2 separate regions of the Homo sapiens genome follow, and region 1 is linked to region 2. The links are chromatin loops, found by intact Hi-C in ENCODE. Cell type or tissue: mammary epithelial cell. All regions are shown on one strand. Region 1 overlaps CPAMD8 (C3 and PZP like alpha-2-macroglobulin domain containing 8). Region 2 overlaps HAUS8 (HAUS augmin like complex subunit 8).

Region 1 (2,500 bases), 140 kb after region 2:
CTGCCCTGCAGGGCAGCAGTTGTTTCTCCCTGGTCTTCTGAGTTCTGGTCTCTTAGATCAGCAGTATCCAACCTTTTTGGCACAAGGGACCAGTTTTGTGGAAGACAATTGTTCCATGGACTGGGGAAGAGGGGGTAGTTTTGGGAGATTCAAGAGCATTACATTTATTGTGCACTTTATTTCTATTATTATTACATTATAATATATAATGAAATAATTATACAACTCACCATAATATAGAATCAGTGGGAGCCTGAGCTTGTTTTCCTGCAACTAGACTGTCCTTTCTGGGAGTGATGGGAGACAGTGACAGATCATTAGGCTTTAGATTCTCATAAGGAGTGTGCAACCAGCTGGGTGCAGTGGTTCACACCTGTAATCTCAGCACTTTGGGAGGCCAAGGCAGGCAGATCACTTGAAGTCAGGAGTTTGAGACCAGCCTGGCCAACATGATGAAACCCTGTCTCTACTAAAAATACAAAAACTGTCTGGGTGTGGTGGCTCACGCCTGTAATCCCAGCACTTTGGGAGGCTGAGGCGGTGGATCACAAGGTCAGGAGATCGAGACCATCCTGGCTAATCTGGTGAAACCCCGTCTCTACTAAAAATACAAAAAATTAGCCGGGCATGGTGGCAGGCGCCTGTAGTCCCAGCTACTCGGGAGGCTGAGGCAGGAGAATGGCGTGAACCTGGGAGGCAGAGCTTGCCGTGAGCCGAGATGGTGCCACTGCACTCCAGCCCGGGCAAGAGTGCCAGACTCTGTCTCAAAAAATAAAATAAAATAAAAATAAAAATACAAAAATTAGCTTGTGTGGTGGCGCATGCCTGAAGTCCCAGCTACTTGGGAGGCTGAGGCAGGAGAATCGCTTGAACCTGGGAGGCAGAGGTTGCAGTGAGCCAAGCTCGTGCCACTGCACTCCAGCCTGGGCAACCAAGCCAGACTCTGTCTCAAAAAAAAAAAAAGAACAAAAAAAAAAGGAGTCTGCCAGCAAATGCCTCACATGCTCACAGTTCACAATAGGGTTCATGCTCCCACGAGAATCTAATGCTGCTGATGGTCCGATGGGAGGTGGAGCTCAGGTGGTAATACAAGCGATAGGGAGTGGCTGTAAATACAGATGAAGCTTTGCTGGCTCACCTGTCACTCACCTCCTGCTGTGCAGCCCCTTCCTAACAGGCCACCAACCGGTACCAGTCTGTGACCCGGAGGTTGGGGACCCCTGTCTTAGATCGTTCCCCAAAGGAGGCAAAACCTGCTGTCTTCATTTCCTGTGGCTGCCATAACAAATTGCCACAAACTGGGTGGCTTAAAACAACAGAAATACATTCTCATTGCTTTGGAGACCAGAAGTGCAAAATCAAGGCATTGGCAGGCCCTTGCTCCCTCTGCAGGCTCTAAGGGAAGAGCTTTCTTTGCTGCCTCCAGCTTCCAGGGACCCCAGGCATTCTTTGGCTTGTGGCTGCATCACTCTAGCCCCTGCCTTTGTCTGCGTGTGACCTTCTCCTCTGTCTTCTCCCCTTCTCGTCTCTTAAACAACACTTGTTGCCATGTGCAGCAGGGCATTCCTGTAGTCCCAGCTACTCGGGAGGCTGAGGCAGGAGGATTGCTTGACCCAGGAGTTCTGGGCTGTAGTGCACTGCACCAATCAAGTGTCTGCACTAAGTTCAGCATCAATATGGTGACCTCTTGAGAGCAGGATGACCAAGTTGTCCAAAGAGGGATGAACTGGCCCAGGTCAGAAATGGAGCAGGTCAAAACTCCTGTGCTGATCAGTAGGGAGATCGTGCGTATGAATAGCCACTGCACTCCAGCCTGGGCAACATAGTGAGACCTGTCACTAATTTAAAAAAAAAAAAAAAAGGCGGGCCCAGTGGCTCCTGCCTGTAATCCCAGCTCTTTGGGAGGCTGAGGCGGGCAGATCACCTGAGGTTGGGAGTTCGAGACCAGCCTGACCAACATGGAGAATCCCCGTCTCTACTGAAAATACAAAAATTAGCTGGGTGTGATGGCGCATGCCTGTAATCCCAGCTACTCGGGAGGCTGAGGCAGAAGAATCGCTTGAACCTGGGAGGCGGAGATTGCGGTGAGCTGAGATCACGCCATTGCACTCCAGCATGGGCAACAAGAGTGAAACTCCATCTCAAAAAAAAAAAAAGTTAAAGGTTCTTGTCATTGGACGCCAAGCACAGTGGCTCATGCCTATAATCTCAGCACTTTGGGAGGCTGAGGCAGGTGGATCACATGGGTCCAGGAGTCCGAGACCAGCCTGGCCAATATGGCAAAAGCTTATCTCTACTAAAAGTACAAAAATCAGCCAGGCACCATGGCACGTGCCTGTAATCCCAGCTACTCGGGAGGCTGAGGCAGGAGAATCGCTTGAACCTGGAAGGTGGAGGTTGCAGTGAGTTAAGATTGCACCACTGCACTCCAGCCTGGGTGACAGTATGAGATTGTTTTAAAAACAAACAAAAACTCCCGTGCCGATCAGCAGTGGGATTG
Region 2 (2,500 bases):
ATCCTGGCCAAGACGGTGAAACCCTGTCTCTACTAAAAATACAAAAAAAATAGCCAGGTGTGGTGGCAGGTGCCGGTAATCCCAGCTACTCAGGATCCTGAGGCAGGAGAATCGCTTGAACCCGGAAAGTGGACGTTGCAGTGAGCCAATATTGTGCCACTGCACTCCAGCCTGGGTGACAGAGCAAGACTCTGTCTCAAAAAAAAAAAAAAAAGAAAAAAAGAAATTTCCCGCATCCGATGAGGACACAAGTCACTGGATTAGGCCCCACCCATCTTAACTCCCCCCCATCCACAAAACCCTGTTTCTGGTTAAGGTCATGTTCACTAGGAGTGGAGGATTGGAGTGAAACGTACGTATTGGGGAGGGCATAATTCGGTCCACAGCCGGAGGGAGAAGAGGCTGGCTGATACGGCACTTAAAAGGCTCCCAAAATGTGACTCTCATGTACGACTGGCCTTGATGTGATGTATGTCAGGGTAGAGAGGCGTGTTGTCCTAGTGCAGGTGACACAGGTCCCGCAGTTGCAGGCATCCTTCTGCTCAGTGGTGCAGGCAACAAGGACTGTTTTTCAGTTGCTCATGGTCTGGCTTGGAGGCCTCAGGCATTCTCCCTGGCACAGCACAGCCCTTTTCACATTTGCATTGGTTTCTGTTGAGGACACCAGAGTGACATTTCAGTTCTGGTCCAATGCCCTCCTGGATAGATGGATGTGCCTGTCCCACAATCTCAGAGCACGGGATGGATAAGGGACGAATGTCTTCCTTGGCTTCTGCTTCTTCCCTGTGCGCTCTCCACGGTTCCAGCGCGATAGCCGAGCATCATGACAGAAGTCTGTCGGCCGCTCCACTTGTGTGTGCCTTGCGTGGGGCACCTTGCCATCCATCGCCCACCATCCCTCTTCCCCTCCAGACGCCCTGCAGCATGAACTGGTGACCACTCAGCGCCTCCTGGGAGAACTTGATGTTGGTGATTCGGAAGAAAATGTGCAGGTGCTGGACTTACTGAGCGAACTCAAGGACGTGACGGCGAAAAAGGACCTTGAGCTCCGAAGGTACCTCGGAAAATGCTTTAAGAAAGAGGTGGCACCCTGTTTGCTCAGGGCTGTTGGTGGCTGCACTGTTGGGGTGGTGCCGAGTTCCTCTAGGAGTTCAGAGGAGGTTCAGTCCCCTGAGCGAGCTGCTCTTTTCCCAGACGCTGCATGATACAAGAATGGCCAGCAGGTGTCATTGTCATCTGTATTGTGGATAACAAAATCTCCATCCAAAAGCACCCGCCTTGCCTTCCCTTTCTTTTTTTTTTGAGACAGGTTCTCACTCTGTCGCCCAGGCTGGAGTGCAGTGGCAGATCTCAGCTCACTGCAACCTCAAATTGCTGGGCTCAAGTGATCCCACCTCAGCCTCTTCAGTAGCTGGGACTGCAGGTGTGCGCCACCATGCCCAGCTAATTTCCCTTTTCTAGCCTACTTCTCAGTCATTTTTGAGCTAATGGGGACTCTAGGTGAAGTGAGGATCAAATATGCTATAAGACGTGTCCTAGATTCACAGAGTATAAGACTCAAGCAGAGCAGGGGGAAGAGAGAACAAAAGAGCTCAGAAAAATCCATGGAAGGGCCAGGCGCAGTGGCTCACGCCTGTCATCCCAGCACTTTGGGAGGCCGAGGTGGGAGAATCACTTTAGGCCAAGAGTTCAAGACCAGCCTGGGCAACATGGTGAGACCTTGTTTCTATTTATTTATTTATTTATTTTGAGACAGAGTTGCTCAGGCTTAAGTGCAATGTCATGATTTTGGCTCACTGCAACCTCCACCTCCTGGGTTCAAGCAATTCTCCTGCCTCAGCCTCCGAACTAACTGGGATTACAGGTGCACACCACCACGCCCGGCTAATTTTGTATTTTTAGTAGAGACAGTGTTTCACCTTGTTGGTCAGGCTGGTCTTGAACTCCTGACCTCAAGTGATCTGCCCACCTCAGCCCCCCAAAGTGCTGGGATTACAAGCGTGAGCCACCATGCCGGGCCTCTCTATTTAAAAAACACAAAAATTAGCCAGGCACACTGGTGCATGCCTGTGGTCTCAGCTACTCAGGAAGCAGAGGTGGGAGAATCATCTGAGCCTGGGGAGGTCAAGGCTGTAATGAGCTGTGGTCGTGCCACTGCATTACAACCTGAGCAGTAGAGTGAGACCCTGTCTCAGGAAAAAAAAAAAAAAAAAAAAAATCTATGGAAGTTCTCAAGCAGCTGGAAGAGAAAGGGTGTCACCTATCATTCACATCCTCAGAGTAACCCAGCAGCACAGGCGCCCTCACATCAGCCCTGTTGGTGTTTTCAATGCCTTCCAGGGTAAGGTCCCAGGAGGATGTTTTTTGAACTTCTGATTGATAGAAATGGCCCAGATCTTAAAGGACTGTGCAGTGGCTTGCACAGAGCACATATCCTTGTGCGTCCAGACCCCCAAAACCCATCAAGATCTCCCCCCGCTTTTTTTTTTAACCTCCCCCA

What was found. A loop is a pair of places that touch in the nucleus more often than their neighbours do. Peaks named below come from ENCODE experiments on the same cell type or tissue, not always from the same donor. Only the 100,000 strongest peaks of a DNase experiment are listed, where the experiment ranks them.
Region 1: a loop joins it to region 2, with 6 times the contacts of the local background. A loop is called at or near these places in 2 of 110 quality-filtered maps.

What each region holds. Positions count from the first base shown.
Region 1 is chr19:16,909,830-16,912,329 of GRCh38, reverse strand. All of the region lies in intron 29 of CPAMD8 (C3 and PZP like alpha-2-macroglobulin domain containing 8), which reads left to right. It also overlaps the pseudogene RN7SL823P. Among named protein-coding and RNA genes, the nearest start is that of F2RL3, 22 kb to the right of the region's middle. In mammary epithelial cell, a CTCF peak has its summit at 1,414 (motif pointing left); no DNase peak of the experiment used is centred here.
Region 2 is chr19:17,051,379-17,053,878 of GRCh38, reverse strand. HAUS8 (HAUS augmin like complex subunit 8) reads left to right here. Exons shown (of 11, transcript NM_033417.2): 10 at 913-1,054. Among named protein-coding and RNA genes, the nearest start is that of HAUS8, 23 kb to the left of the region's middle. In mammary epithelial cell, a CTCF peak has its summit at 1,218 (motif pointing right); no DNase peak of the experiment used is centred here.